Regions from separate parts of the Homo sapiens genome. Here region 1 is linked to region 2. Evidence: chromatin loops called from intact Hi-C (ENCODE). Cell type or tissue: dorsolateral prefrontal cortex. All regions are shown on one strand.

Region 1 (8,000 bases), 1.8 Mb after region 2:
TCTTCACTCACTTAGATGTCTTAGAAATCTTTCCAGGTTAGTACTATAGGTTTGCCTCAGTCTTTTTACCTACTGTATACTGCTCCATAGCATTGATTTCTATCCTTTATTTAGCCATTCCCCTTTTGATAGACATTTAGGTTATTTCCAAATTTTAACTTGTGTGAATAATGCTGCATTAAACATCCTGGAATGGACATGCCATTATTTCATTAAATACAACAACTTGTGAGGCAGGTTATTATGTGCCAGCTTTTGAAGAAGGGAAATTGAAGTGGGCACAGTCAAGGGGCTGAGCCAGGATTCAGCCCAAGCTGGTGTGGAGCTCATGCTTTTTCCCCTACACCAGGCTGCTGCCCCTGCCCTACCAACAGCCCCCACCTCTGAGCACCCCTTAAGTCACAACAAATGCCCTTTCTTCCACGTCACTTAAGTATGAATAGATCCTTGTCCTAAAAACATTGTGGGGCTCCTTACCCATCCCCTGGCTACTGAGGTCCTCTTTTCAAAGAAAGAAAAGGGAGAGGCAGGTTTTGGAAAACGCAAAATCATTTGAAAACCACACTGAATTGTGTGTTTCCAACTCAGCATCCCCCACTCTCTCCCCAGTTAGGAACCTACAAATCACATTTTCCAGCATCTCTTTGCCCATGTGGTTCTGGGTTTGAGTCTGTCACTGAGGGGAACTGGCACAAGATTTGAAAGGCGGAAGTGAAGGAGAAGCCATCATTCTCAAAGAGTAGCTGCTTGGGAACTGCTGGTTTTGCTGCTTCCAACCAAAGCACTTGGAAGGAGCTTCTAGAGATCCTCAAGCGTTGCAGCAACTTCCTGCAGGCTTGTGAGAACCACCAGCTTCAATACTTCAGGCCCAGGTTCCTGGCCGTGTCAATGTCCCTGGATTTTGGCAGCAGCTCCTCTAACCTCTGACACCCCGGATCTTCCAGCCATTCTGTCAGCCCCCGTTTCCCGCAGTCCCATAAGCCCCTATAACCTTCATGCCTGGAACGCAGAGAGGTTCCTGTTTTTCTAACCAAACTCTGACTGATATAAAAGTTAATGCCAAAAAAGAACATTGACTTTTGACTAGACTATTGATTTATGAAAAGTGTTGAAACTTTAGAAAGAGGTTTCTTTATGTTCTATTATTCCCCAGAAGGGCCATGATCCAGAAATGAGCTGAATTCATAACGCGTGTCAAAAAGGGAGCTGAGCTTTGGGGACAAACTTGCAAGTGACCGTGACTGGCAGGCGAATGGTGACCCAGACTGGGCCCCCCCAACCAGAACTGTCTCTGGACCATTTTGTCTTTGGAATCCCATTTTAGGAAAATTGAGGGATGCACAACATAGCTCTTCTTCAGAGGGTGCAGGAGAAGCAGGGAGAGGGATGAAGGCAGGGAAGGAAGACAAGACCCACTCTGACCACACAGCTGACCTCCACCCAGACTGCCCCCAGCTCTCATGCTGGATTGGCCTAGGAAGCCCTAACAATAGGCTATGTCTCCCGCCAGCAGCTTGGCCTCCCAGGAATGACTCACTCCACCCCTATTAGGTGTGGCAGGCTGGAAAATGGCCCCCAGAAGATACCAAATCCCTGGAACTTGTAGATGCACCTTATTTGAAAATAGGGGTTGTGCAAATGTTATTAAGTAGAGGATCTTGAGAAGAGGAGATTATCCTGGATTATCCTGGTGGGCCCCAAATCTAAAGATTTCAGACAGACACACAGAAGAGAAGACAATATGAAGATGGAGGCAGAGATTGAAATGTTGCGGCCACTTAGCCCAGAAGCATCAAAGTCGCCAGCAGCCACCAGAAACTAGGAGAGAGGCACAGAATGCTGTCTCCCCAGAGCCTCCGGAGGGAGCACAACCCTGCCGGCACCTTGATTTCAGACTCTGGCCTCCAAAGCTATGAGAAAATAAATTTCTGTTGTTTTAATCCACCAAGTTTTGAGTGGCATAGGAAGCTAATACAGGAGTATATACTGGAGGGACTTGAAGACCCTCTGGTCAATAATCTTTTGTTTGTTTGTTTGTTTTTGAGACAGAGTTTCGCTCTTTCACCCAGGCTGGAGTGAAGTGGCACAAACTCGGCTCACTGCAGCCTCCCCACCGTGCCCCATGGGTTCAAGCGATTCTCCTGCCTGAGCCTGGAGAATTGCCTGGGTTATTTTTGTATTTTTAGTAGAGTCAGGTTTTACCATGTTGGCCAGGCTGGTCTCGAACTCCTGATCTCAGATGATCCACCCGCCTTGGCCTCCCAAAATGCTAGGATTACAGGCGTGAGCCACCGCACCCAGCCTGGTCAATAATCTTTAAACCCTGCTCCTCAGAGGGCTTTTGGGGGCATCTTCAGGCAGGATTACGTAGGACAAGTAGGTCAGACTCCAGGCCAGCCATCCCTCATGGAGCAGAGCAGCTCCCCCGCAATCTCCTCTACATATTGGGCAGTGAAGTAAGATTAAGTAAGAACAAGTGATGGGGAACTGCGGGGAAGCAATTGTGGAGGGGCTGCAGGTGAGTTTTCAAGCCAAATATCCAACTGGTCCCTTCAGTTTTCCGTTTTCTCAGACAGACGGAGTGACTTGCCGCTGGTCATACAAGTTAGTAACAGAGCAGCAATCAGAACCTGGGTCTCCAGTCTACACTGCAGCACACAAGCCCACACTGAACAATTGCACAGCGCCAAGGACTGGGATTGGAAGGGACTGCAGGAGGATACTTTATCTGTCTCCTGCCCTCTGATTAGATGGTGGGAAGGTTTTAACTTAGGTAACTTTGCTGAAAAGGAGCTGCAGCATCTGCTGACCAGCTGTCGTGGCTTCTCCTAAGCAAGGTCTCTTCCCTTGGCTGGCTGTGCAGGCAGTTGATCAGCTTCTCTCAAAGGTCTGTGAACAGGAAGCCTGGAAACCCAGGTGACCCAGGTCATTGACATGCAGGAATCAGCTTGCTTCTTGGATTGGGCTCACTAGAAACTGACCCTGAGATGGAGATGTGAATGCAGGCAGAGCTGATAGCACTGGCCCCACTGCAGGAAGCCAGACCTGCTGGGGCAAGCCAGGGGCTTCCCACCCAGTCGCTGGCACAAACCCAGGACCCCAGTTCAGAAGCAGCAGAGTGGTACAAGCAGCCCTGTCCTGAATGTCTAGAGTCCTGGGTTGGAGGGGACTCGGTGGGTGCAGTGGGTGTCCTGGGGCTTGTCACTTGTCAGCTCTGGGCACCCCCCCATTTGTGGAACAGAGGGGCTCTGCCCCCTGCTCCCTAACCCCCTTCCAGCTGGCATTCTGCAAGGGGGCTGCCAAGCTACCACATCTGGCCATAATCTCCAGCTGTCATAGAGGAATAAAAATAGCAGCATGACAGACGATGACAGCTTTGGATGTTTCCCCTGCCTTTTTTGTGCATGTCAATTTCTTTTCTCCCAAGTTAGGGAAAGATTCCTTGATACAATCAGGATTATCTCATAATGCTTAATGAAGGGCCTCCTGGCGCCTCGGCCACAGATTACTCTAAGCTCTTGCTAACCCACTGAAAGGATGATAGAAATTGGCACAGGTACAAACCACCCGCTCCTTGTGCAGGGCCGTCAGAGCAGGGCATGCGAGGACTTCAGCAGATCCAGTAGGCCTACTGCTATGGCCTTGTGTGGTGAGGCAGATGTTCAAAAAGAGGATGGAGCTGAGTCTCTGCTGCTTACTCACGTATCCAGTGAGACAGGCACTGTCACAAAGAACACCGGGGGTCCCATCCCAGTTCGGTCTCATTCCAGAACTGACTGTGTGCTGGGGAATAAGCAACTCCTCTAAGCAGGGCCTCCTCTGGAAAATGAGGGAGTAAGTTTTCTTCTGCAGGTCAGTGTTGTTTGACTGGCTGCCTGAAGGTCATGCTGAGAAGGGTTTGGAGGCTACACGGGACTCTTCAGAGAATGGCTGTGCTCCACTGGGGATGTCTGCTATGGCCAAGACTGGGACGGTGGCCATATACATGCCACTAGACCTCTCTGGACTATATGAACTCTAAGGCTCATCCCAACTCTGGTATCTTATTAAATCTTATAGATATTCATCCTATGATCAAAACAGCCATAATATTCTCCTTACTGTGGCTTCTTGCCAAGTCCTTCAAATCATCTTTTTCTATCAAAGGTGGTGAATGTATGTAGTGGACACTCTTGTGTGCTACCCAGCTCTCTCCTTTAGGATTGGGGTTCTCTCTTCTTTCCCCCAGCTGCCAGGATTGGGGATGGCTCATGACCCCTTTCCTGGAATTGCACTGGGTTGAAGGGAGTGGCTTTGTCTTAGGTCATGCCTGCCCCCTTCCCCAAGGGGATATCTGTATCCAGTGACTGGTCTATTTAGGAACACAATGTGGGACAACTTTCTCCCAAGTTTCGACAGTTAAAGTCTGTCCCAACTCTATAGCAACTAGAAACTCCACACTGCACAATTTCACAGCACCAAGGACTAGGGCTGGAAGGGACTGCAGGAGGTTATGTCATCTGTCCCCTGCCCTCTGATTCGATGGTGGGAAGGTGGTAACTTACGTAACAGGCGAGAAGGAACAGTGGCATGTATTGACCAGCTGTCGTGGCTTCCCATAAGCAAAGTCTCTTCCCTTGGTAGAACTGAGCTTCTGTTTATTACATCATTAATTGCATCGCGGCTCATCTTTTCCCTTTCCCCAGTCCTGTATCTTTCACTCTCTTATAAATGCTGACAAGTGACAAGCCTCAGGACACCCGCTGCACCCACGGAGTCCCCTCCAACCCAGGACTCTAGACATTCAGGACAGGGCTGCTTGTACCACTCTGCTGCCTCTGAACTGGGGTCCTGGATTTGTGCCAGTGACCGGGTGGGAAGCCCCTGGCTTGCCCCAGCAGGTCTGGCTTCCTGCAGTGGGGCCAGAAATATGAGCTCTGGCTCCCCCTGGTGGCAAGACCAGAAACGAGCTCAGCGTGACTGTCCAGTGTCAAAGATGTGGGAGGAAGCAGCGGAGAAACCAAAGGAGGAGGAAGACGCCACCATCACTGTCCCCAGCCATGCAGCCTAAAAGTCACTATCCCTTCCTCTCTTAGAGTCTTTTGGTTCAGTTTCCGCCCCCATCATAGTAACAGAAGGGGCCTTGGGCCCAGTTGCAGCTAAATTTTGTCCCCGTGAAAGTTCGTATGTTGAAGCCCTAAATCCCAGTACCTCGGAATGCGACTGTATTTGAAGATAGCGCCTTCAAAGGGGTAGTTAAGGTAGAGTGAGGTAATGACAGTGCGCACTAACCAACGTGCCTGGTATCCTTATTAGAAGAGGAGATTAGAACACAGACACGCACAGGAGGGAGACCACATGGGGACCCGGGGAGAAGACAGCCTTCTACAGCCAAGAGAGGTCTCAGAAGAAAGCTGCCCTGATGATCTTCCAGAACTGTGAGAAGTGAATTTCTATTCTTTAAGCCGCCTAGTGTGCGGTACTCTGTTTTGGCCGCCCCAGCTGATTCATCGACCCCTAGTCCTTTCCCTTCCTGGCCTCCTGGCCCGCTTCTCCCCTCCCTCTCCCCTGCCTCACTCCCTCTTTCTCTCCATATCTGAAGATACCTCCTTTGCTCATTTATTCTCCAGATATTTACTGAGCCCAACGATGGACTCATTCTTAGAGACAGAGAAATGAATAAGAACTTTTATTCACCAGTAAATATTTACTGAGCACCTAGTAAGTACCAGGCTCTGCTGTAGGCACTGGGTTATGATGACACAAGGCAGGCATGATCCTCAAGGTGCAGTCGGCATGGGTGGGGTTGGGGGGACTGACATGCACGTGTCCAGCCTGTCTTCCACTGAGCACTGGGTGCAAACCCCATACGGAATAAGGCAGAACCCAACTCCCACAGAGTGGGGAAAAAAAGAACCCAGGAAGCCAGTAAATAGAGGTGAAGTTTGTGCTAAGCTTTGAAGGATGAGGAGGAGTTCTCTCTCTCCCTCTTGTTCTCCATAAAAGTCTATCACTAAGCAATGCTCAGTGAATATATGTTGACCACATGAGCAGAGAAATAGGATTAGTGACACGGCTCTGATGAGTGGAGGAACACCAGGGCTCTTCGTCTCGAGTCAAATTAGATAAAATGACATGGACACACACGGAGTGGTTTTTCTTTTTTTTTTCTTTTCTGAGATGGAGTCTCGCTGTGTTGCCCAGGCTGGAGTGCAGTGGCATGATCTCAGCTCGCTGCAAGCTCCGCCTCCTGGGTTCATGCCATTCTCCCGCCTCAGCCTCCCGAGTAGCTGGGACTATAGGTGCGCCCACCACCACGCCTGGCTAATCTTTTTCTATTTTCAGTAGAGACGGAGTTTCACCATGTTAACCAGGGTGGTCTCGATCTCCTGACCTCGTGATCCGCCTGCCTCAGCCTCCCAAAGTGCTGGGATTACAGGTGTGAGCCACCACGCCCGGCCTACACATGGAGTGGTTTCAAGGAGCAGAGAGTTTGATAGGCAAGAAAGAAAGGAGGAGCCAGAAGGAAGCAGCTCCCCTGTACAGAGATGGGGGGGCTCCAAAGCCGAGAAAGGAGACCCCAAGTGCAGCAGAAATCAGCCGGGTATATGAAGAGGCTGGAGAAGATGGTGTCTGATTTGCATAGGCCTCAGGGGAGTGGTTTGACCAGGCGTGTCATTCATGTAGCCCACGAAAAAACTGGCCCTCCCACCCTGCCCTTTTAATATGCAAATGCAGAACGCCATGATGTTCTACACACATGGGGATATATGGGGGCGGCCATGTTGCCAGGCACATGTAGGGGCAAGGGCAAGAGGACAACAGTGGGAATCGCCATGTTGGGTGGACCCACTTTCTAATGGCCTGCATTTGCATATCAAAGGTTGCCGGTGGGCTCTAAGAGCTGGGGCTTTCCTGCTAGACAAGAAATGTTTCTGGAGCTGCTTTAAGAGAGGAAAACTTTCCAAGGACCCCTTTTCCTATCTGCCTAAAATAATTTCTTAATAACTCCTACCACATTAGGATGCACGTCTAGTTGATGAAGGGAGGGGAGACACAGGTGAGGGACAGGCAGGCAGCTGCAGGAAGAAGAAAAAGAGACTTGCCCCAGAGGTGTGAGTACTCCCCAAGCTGACATCTGTTCTGATCTGAAAGTTAATTATGATATTTGGACGTTTTATTTTTGATCCTACTTAATAATTACAACAGAACCCAAAGTGTGAGATAACACTGAATCATTAAATGGGATTTAATTATTCTCCCAACTCTCAGGAATTAAGGGACTTCGGAGGAAATGCATGTTTTCACATAACAAAGCACGTGTTCCCCTCCTAATTCCTCCAATCTCTCAAGGCAGAAGGCAAAGGGCCAAGATGGCAGCACATGTAGCACAGTGGCTACAGGTATCCTATCTGTGCAAAGGGTCTAGGTGTTCCACTGGGTTTGGAGTATTCCCAGCAGTCAGGGTGGTAGATGTGTTCATTCAGCCATTCATTCACTCAACAGAAATTCATGGAGTGCCTACTGCTATGTGCCAGGCATTGCTCGTTCTAGGCCTTAGGGAGACAAGGTGGGCAAGGCAGACAAAATCCCCCCTCAAATGCTGATTACACTCTAGTCGTGGAGACTAGACTAATAAACAAGTGGAATATTGGACAATGAGAAGTGCTATGCAGAGGATTTCAATAAGGTGTTGTGTCGAGAGGGGCTGGCTAGATGGCCACTTCAGACCACATGGCCCAAGACAGGCTCATTTGGGAGGTGACAGGTAAATGGAGGTCTGAATGAAAAGAAAGAGCCAGCGCTCCTAAAGCAAGCTCAGGGGCAGCAAATGCAATGATCCTAAGGTGGGAATGAGGGACAGAGAGTAAGAGGGGGTGGGATGAGTGAGGGGTAAGCAGGACCCCCTGCATAGGAGCAGGCAGCAGAAGAGCCTTGCAGCTCAGATAAGGAATTGGGTTTAATTTTAAGGGAAAAGGGAAACTGCTGGAGAGTTTTAAGGGGTGGGTGGAGTCATACAC
Region 2 (8,000 bases):
TCAGGAGTTCAAGACCAGCCTGGCCAACATGGTGAAACCCTGTCTCTACTAAAAATACAAAAATTAGCGAGGCGTGGTGGCAGGCGCCTGTAATCCTAGCTACTCAGGAGGCTGAGGCAGGAGAATCGCTTGAACCCGGGAGGCAGAGGTTGCAGTGAGCTGAGATCACGCCATTGCACTCCAGCCTGGGGACAAGGGCGAGACATCATCTCAAAAAAAAAAAAAAAAAAAAAAAGATGATGATTCTGCAGGGTCAGTGAAAGGTGTCAGAAACCTGTACCAGTCTCATGAATGTGGAAAGTCTCAGCAGAGTGAAGCTGTCCAGGTCTTGGAAATGCCACGATGTCTCACGTCTTCCTCTCTCCTCATTTAGAGACCTTCAGTGTGCACCCACATTGGGTCATTCCCTTATTAGTTTGAGCTCCTGTATCTCTCAGCCTCGTATCTGTGTGAATCCCGATGCTAGCAATGGCACATACAGCTGCAATGACCACCAGGCTGTAAACCTGAGGGCCAGAACTTTGTCTCCCCTGTTCACTGTTCTAGCCCCAGCACCTGAAACAGTGCCTGGCCACGCAGAGGCATGGAACAAAGAATGTTTCGGGCATTCCTGGGTGCTCTGCAAATACTGTTAGCTCTTATCTTCTCAGTTCCTTAAGAACTGGGGAAGAGGAAAAAGCAGTATGATTCCCACTTCACAGATAAAACAAGTTAGAGAAGTTAAGTGCCTTTCCCAAGGTCAAATAAATTCTAAATAAAGAGTACTCAGCATCAGTCAGCCATGGTGGCTCACGCCTGTAATCCTAGGGTTGTGGGAGGCTGAGGCAGGAGCACTGCTTGAGCCCAGGAGTTTGAGACTAGCCTGGACAATAGGGTCTGGGTTATGTTTATTTTTCTAAAAGGAAATTAAAAAATTAGCTGGGCAAGGTGGTGTACAACTGTAGTCCCAGCTACTTGGGAGGCTGAGGCAGGAAGATTGCTTGAGCCCAGGAGTTTGAGGCTGCAGTAAGCTATGATTGCACCACTGCACTCCAGCCTGGGTGACAGAGCAAGACCCTGTGTCTAAAGAGAAGTAAAGGAAAGAAAGAAGAAAGAAAAGAAAAAAGAAAAGAAAAAGGAAAGATGGAAAGAAAGAAAAAAGGAAAGAGAGAGAGAGAGACGCGGGAAGCAGTGGCTCTTGCCTGTAATCCCAGCACTTTGGGAGGCCTGGGTGGGCGGATCACTTGAGACTAGGAGTTCAAGACCAGCCTGGGCAACATAGCGAAACCCTGTCTTTACAAATGGTAAAAAAAAAATTGGCCCAGCATGGTGGCGCATGCCTATAATCCCAGCTACTGGGGAGACTAAAGTGGGAGCATCGCTTGAGCCTGGGGAGGTTGAGGTTGCGGTGAGCCATGATTGCACCATTCCACTCCAGCCTGAGCAACAGAGTGAGAGAGAGAGAGGAAGCAGTATGGAAAGAAATGAATTAAAGAGAGAAAATGAGAAAAGAGAGAAAAAGAAAGAAAGAGAGAGAGAAAGAAAGGAAGGGAAGGAAAGGAGTGGAGGGGAGGGGAAAAGAGGGAAGGGAAAGGGGAGGGAGAGTCCTCTGCACTGAAACGCAGGTCTGAATGACCCCCAGGGACAGCAACATCACCTACAATGTAGCATACTGCCTGACACATAGTACATGCTCACTACACAGTTTTTGAAAGAATGAGTAGTATCAATATATAGTTTCTCATTTTCAGAAAGCAAAAAAATTGAGATGGTCACATGAAGCTACCCAGGCTGCACAGAAGGTGGCAGAGTTTGCAATGGCGGGGGTTGGGTTGGGGCAGGGGCCTAGCACAGAAGTCCAATACTGAATAGGCCAAGGGGCAGAAAATGAACTCCTGCTGGGCACCCGCCATAGCCCCACAGGAGGCTATCATTAGCTCCTATATTAACTGAGGAAGTGAAAGAATGAGGAGATGAAGCAAGCAGCCCCAACTCACACACTTGATTAGTGTTGTGGAACCTGGCTTCAAAGGCAAGTCTGCGCAACCTCTGCCATGCCCCGCTGACTTTCGCCTGACATTTCTGAGATCAAAAGTGAAAGCTGTACATCCAGGAGCTCATTCTTCAGAAAAAGTAGATGAAGGGGCTGGAAGGAGATTTTAGTAAAACTCTGCAGCTATTGTCCATGCGTACAGCTTATTCCATTATTTTCCAATTGATCTGTTTGTTTTGGCTGTAATATTAGCTGGTTGCTAAGCAACTGCTCAAAGAGCTAACATGCTGAACTTTTTTTGGTAACCAAATAGAACCCCAAAAAAGGTGATATAAATCAGTGTTTGGGGGTACAAGCCGAGGGCTGCCAGTCGGCCTGCTCTGGTACCCTGGGGGTTTGGGAGTAACCTGGCCCCTTCGACAGAGTGAGCAGGCTGGCATGGAGGAAGGCTGCTTTCCTCCTCCTCTAATGCTAACATTTAACTTCTCTGGGGCCTCAGTTTGGTCACCTGTAATGGTAGTTACCTTAAAGAGCAGTGTGAAGAACAGAGGTAATGACAGACTGAGTGCAGCTGGCAGGGTTTCTGGCACATGGTAAGGGCTCAGTAACTTGTAACTGTCATCATTCTTAAGTAATTAACAAATGTGTTTTTTTGAGATAGGGTGTTGCCCTGCTGTTCAGGATGGAGTGCAGTGGCACAATCATGGCTCACTCTAGCTTCAGCTGCCTGGGCTCAGGAGATCATCCTGTCTCAACCTCCCAAGTCGCTGAAACAACAGGCATGTTCCACAATGCTCAGCAATTTTTTTTCTTTTTTTTGGAGATGGAGTCTCACTCTGTTGCCAGGCTGGAGTGCAGTGGTGCGATGTCAGCTCACTGCAACCTCTGCCTTCCGGGGTTCAAGCGATTCCCCTGCCTCAGCCTCCCTAGTAGCTGGGACTACAGGCATGCACCACCATGCCCAGCTAATTTATGGTATTTCAGTAGAGATGGGGTTTCACCATGTTGGCCAGGATGGTCTCGATCTTCTGACCTCGTGATTCACCGGCCTCGGCCTCCCAAAGTGCTGGGATTACACGCGTGAGCCACCGCGCCTGGCCAATTTTTGAAATTTTTTGTAGAGATGGGGTCTCACTATATTGCTCAGGCTGGTCTCGAATTCCTGGGTTCAAGCAATTCTCCCACCTCAGCCTCCTAAAATGCTGGGTGACAGGTGTTAGCCACTGCACCTGGCCAATATTAATATCTTGACAGAGCTTGGGTACAGAATTTTATGGGAGATCAGTGCTGAGAAAGTCAGTTTCTAGAAGGGTCTGGGGGCTTCATTGGAGTCCTCAGCTGCCACAGCAAACAGCACCCTTAACCTCAACTCCCACCAGTGATGCTATGGTGTGCACAAGGGGCATCCACTGGTAACGTCTGGGTCAGAAATGAATCCATCTACTCACCAGAAAAAATGTCCCTGAAGCCAAGGGTAAGTTGATATGATTATGTCATATGAAAAGAACAGTGTCTGCTTATTTGGGGCTTCCGAGAGAATGACATTCCTCATTGATTCTCATAAATACTTTGGTGCCTAGGAATTGTCTAGGTCAGAGGTTACACTCTGGTAGTTTGGGGTGGGGGTGTGAGGAGTCAAGGCAGCCTGAAGGCATATTTTGTCGGCCTCAACAGCATTTGAAATGATTTTTTTGCTCCAAATCATCATCTAAAAACAATTTTTAAAAATTAGTTGCCAACATTAAAAAAACATTTTATATGAAAATCCAGATTCCCAACTCCTCTTGAAAAATATGAATACCTAGTAACCTTCCCTGCGTCCATAAAGCAATAATGGCACGATTGTGTGGAGAGACGACTGGCTCCCTGAGACCAGGGCTCTGGTCTCTCTATTGAATTGTACTCAGCATTCTTGGGAAAAGTCTGGGAAGAAAGTAATAAAGTTTTAAAAGCAATTTGCAATATTTCAAAACCCCTGAGGGGAACCACATACCTTCCTGTGATAAGGTAGCTAAGGCCAACTACCACCTCAAGTGACTCTGCATTAAGCAAGTGCTAAGTAGAAGGGCACACTAGCTACCTCACTTCAAGTAGGGTCTGGATTAGCAGTGAACGATGCCTTTAATTAATAAAACATAGAAAGACAAAGAAAAAAAAACTGTTCATACGTATTGCTTTTTAAAACATGATGCCCATGAGGTCAAATAATTAAATAGTCCTTGCACAGGGAGTAGAGACCACAGACTCATACGGGGCCAGCTCACTTTCAATTGGCTGGAGCGAAGAAGAGTCCCAGAGGGGTGGAGGGTGGGCAGGGGTCCAATCCTGAAGCCTCTTTTCTTAGTCTAGGGTGGCACTCACTCCCATCATCTATCTGTTCCCTTGGGAGCCTGTCATCCCGGAAGCTGCCCAAGTTTCAGAATCTGCAGGCATCAGAGGCTGCAAGCCCCGTCTGGCCACATGGGGGCACCCTGGCTCCACACACTGGATTCTAAGACCCAGCAGGCACTGGCACAGGCGCTGGGGCTGGAGGGAGTGCTCCATTTCTGCAGCCTGGTGGGTCAGGGGTTGAGGCTCATGGTGCTGGGTACCACAGCACCTCCCATTCCCGATTCAGGGTCATGCTGCCTAGGGGTCGCTGACCCTACTGTTTTTAACAGAGTCTGGTAGGGACTCCTCCCGCCCCAGGGGAGGGATTAACACTAGGAAACCCGGAGATGTCCCTGGAAGGACACGGACTCAGAAGCTGGAGAGAGAACACAGGCTGCCTGACCTTGCTCCAGACAGCGCAGGGCACGGAGGGTATGCAGGCTAAACCTACGCTTTGGCTTCCCGACAGAAAGTTTAAAGACTCCTAGAAGCTCTTTTCAGAGAGAAAGAGACAGAGGCAGTAAGAGAAAGATACTAAGAGACAGAGAGACGGAGTCAGAAGGAGGGAGGGAGAGCAAGAGAACGAGAGAGAAAGAAATCAGACCTTGCCTGGTTTGCGACAAACAGAAACCCCAGCGCAGCCCAACAACGTGTAGCAGGGTGACGGGCAGACCTGGGGCTGCAGACGCTGGTTCACACCCTGGCGTGAGCTCTCTGGACTTGGACTGTTATTTTGCTTCTCTGGGCCCCACTCTTCCTTCCTGTAGAATGCAGGTAGCTATACCTGCCTCTGGGGTTCGATGTGTAGAACCAATGGGATGATATATGCAAATCACCTCTCATGGTACCTGGATCTAGGCAGGCACTCACTAGGTATTGGCATAATTCATGCTGACCAATGGCAGTAAATAAAGGATTTTTTTAAAATGTCATTGGACCATGATACTGTGTGACTTTAGTTTTCTCATGTGTGAAATGGGACCTTTGGGCCATATGACTTCCATGGCTCCTATCAATCCGAATTGTGTACTATTCTGTAATAAATGCACTCTTCACACAGCCATCTAAGCCTTCCATTAGCCGAGTGCTTTCTCCAGCTGCTGACACCCCGTCCCATGATGTGGGGGGAGCTGGAAAGGGACACTGGAGATTCACAGAAGCAGTTGTCATGGTGCTTATGCACTTGGCTCTGCAGCCAGACTGGCTGTTTCCACCCCAGTTTCCCTTTCCTAGATGAGTAACCCCGGGCCAACGGCTCCTGGTCTCGGTCCCACAGTTCCCCATTTAGAAAAGGAAGGTGATAATACTACCCACGGCAGGGACTTTGGGGGAGGAAATGAGATCCTACCTCTCAAGCACTCAGAACAGTGCCTGGCGCGCAGCAAACACTTCCATAAGCACTAGGCATCATCATCACTTAGATTTGTTTAAAAGACTGGGCAATAATCTTTCTTGGGTTATATGAAGGTTGTCTGGTCCAAAACCAGAAGAAGGAGGGTATGTTTTCTTCTATTTATTATTATTATTTTTTGAGAAGGAGTCTTGCTCTGTCACCAGGCTGGAGTGCAGTGGAGCAATCTCGGCTCACTGCAACCTCCGACTCCCTGGTTCAAGAGATTCTCCTGCCTCAGCTTCCCAAGTAGCTGGGATTACGGGCACATGCCACCAAGCCCAGCTAATTTTTTTGGTATTTTTAGTAGGGGGGGGGTTTCACCATGTTGGCCAGGATGGTCTCGAACTCCTGACCTCGTGATCCACCTGCCTCAGCCTCCCAAAGTGCTAGGATTACAGGCGAGAGCCATCGCGTGCCTGCCTGAGGAGGGTATGTTTTCATAGATGCTACAGAAAAAGCAATAGACTGGCAGACAAAAAGAGATGTTCGCTGGACCAAGCTCTGCCATCAACATTTCCTTCTGCAAACTCAGGTTTCAGTCTGTTCACTGAGAACTCTATTGCTGGGTGGCTGTGGGCAGGTCCCTTCCCCTTTCTGGGTCTCTGCTGCCCCATCTGGAAAAGAAACCTGTTGGACTAGATGATGACCCTAAGGGCCTTTTGGTCCTGGCACTGCATGGCCCTATGTGCCTTCTGGCCTGATGGCCAGGCCCCTGCAGGTCCTTACCTGAGGTACTCATAGAGCCCATACATGGGCAGGAAGTCAATGTCAGACAGGAACATGTAGGGAGTGCTGATGTGCTTCATGGCCACGTTGCGCAGCAGGTTCACGGGGTAGAACTGGCCCTCCTTGTACACGATGTGGTAGCCCACGTTGTGGCGGCTCATAAGCACCTCAGAGCCCTGTGCGTAGCGGAGGAACTGCTGGGCCTCGGCGTCTGACAGGTAGAGGGCCAGGCTGATGGGCCCCTCCCAGTGCTTGCAGATGGCCTCCAGCATCTGGAGCCTGGAAGAGACAGGGAGGGTGAGCCGCGGGACCTGGGCCATCCATGCATCATCCGCCGGGCCTGTTGTGGGGCTCTGCCTCCAGTGACACTTGATCAACCAGCTGTGGATCAAATCCCTGCTTTCAACGTTGACTCACTCAGTTCCTTTACCTATAAAACAGGCATCAAAACACTTACCTTGCTGGTTCTCATCTTTCCCTGCTTCCAACTGAACATGTGATATGAAGTTGTATCCCACTATAAGCCTTGGACTCCTCGTTTCAAAGCCAGGTGGTGAGTATATTAAATGATTTGAAGATCCCCTTCCAGCCCCAAAGTCCTACACTTCTCTCTCCACAAAGGTATAAAAAAGCTCTGCTGATCTCCTAAGGCAGTGACCAGCCAGAGAGGACTTACACAAACTTAGAGGCTGCTAAGTTACAAGGAACGGTAAAATAAACAGTAAACACAAGAGCTACAACAACTATAATTACAGATGTGCTGCAGTGTGCCAGGAGCTTCCCAGAATTCTCTCAATAACCTTGAGCACTAGCTGTCATTCTCCCCATTTTCCTGATGGAGGAACGGACGTGCCGTATGTTCAATCAGCTTGGCCTCTTACACTTAGAGGCCAGACATGTGTAGACAGGTACCCTGATGGGACCTTGGAGTCAGGGAGAAAAAAATAACACTAAAAAAGGGAATAGAAAAATATGTGAATGTTGGAAACAAAAGTCTACCTGGGGTGATGCTGTCTGCATCACTCGTCTTCAGAGCCCCTACTACCCCAGGGCGCCAGGCAACTGTGCAAGGCTACCTCAGAGATGCTGAGCCAGGGAGAGGGGGAAAAATAGAGCCCAGGGAAAAAATTAAAAAAAAAAAAAAAAAAGGTGTGTGTGGAGGGTTTGCAACAGAGAGGGTTCTGCAAAGACGTCTGAAGATAAATCTATAAAGATATTTTCTTTCAAAGGCGTTAGAAGCGTCTGGTACATAAAATCTATGGCTAAGAAACAGCAAAAGCCTACTTGAATTGTTTTTCCTTACCCAGCAAGAGGTACGTAATCAGCAGTCTCCTGGTCAGAATGCCCACTTTATTCGGACGATTACCAGGAAATCGATTCCATGCATTTCCATGCTTCTAAACAAAAGGAAATGGGCACACCTATCTTGTTTCAATGGCCTTTTTGATGACTTCCAGAGTTTTCTCTCAGTAATTCTGTTAAGTGGCACTGCCCAGATTTGCTTCCTCGTTCAATAGGGAGGATTAAGATATTCACCAG

The links. Hi-C counts contacts between places; a loop is a spot of excess contacts. Peaks named below come from ENCODE experiments on the same cell type or tissue, not always from the same donor. Only the 100,000 strongest peaks of a DNase experiment are listed, where the experiment ranks them.
Region 1: a loop joins it to region 2, with 7 times the contacts of the local background. A loop is called at or near these places in 14 of 110 quality-filtered maps.

The regions. Positions count from the first base shown.
Region 1 is chr22:35,145,780-35,153,779 of GRCh38, forward strand. The region is part of intron 4 of LINC01399 (long intergenic non-protein coding RNA 1399); the gene reads right to left. Among named protein-coding and RNA genes, the nearest start is that of LINC01399, 81 kb to the right of the region's middle. RefSeq lists an enhancer at 2,915-2,964. In dorsolateral prefrontal cortex, a CTCF peak has its summit at 4,929 (motif pointing left); a DNase peak (open chromatin) is centred at 4,922; H3K27me3 peaks cover 1,279 bases.
Region 2 is chr22:33,297,768-33,305,767 of GRCh38, forward strand. LARGE1 (LARGE xylosyl- and glucuronyltransferase 1) reads right to left here. Exons shown (of 15, transcript NM_133642.5): 12 at 6,462-6,740. Among named protein-coding and RNA genes, the nearest start is that of MIR4764, 130 kb to the right of the region's middle. RefSeq lists enhancers at 2,066-2,115, 2,126-2,495. In dorsolateral prefrontal cortex, CTCF peaks have their summits at 4,437 (motif pointing right) and 4,644; DNase peaks (open chromatin) are centred at 4,434 and 5,572; H3K4me3 peaks cover 715 bases; H3K27ac peaks cover 812 bases.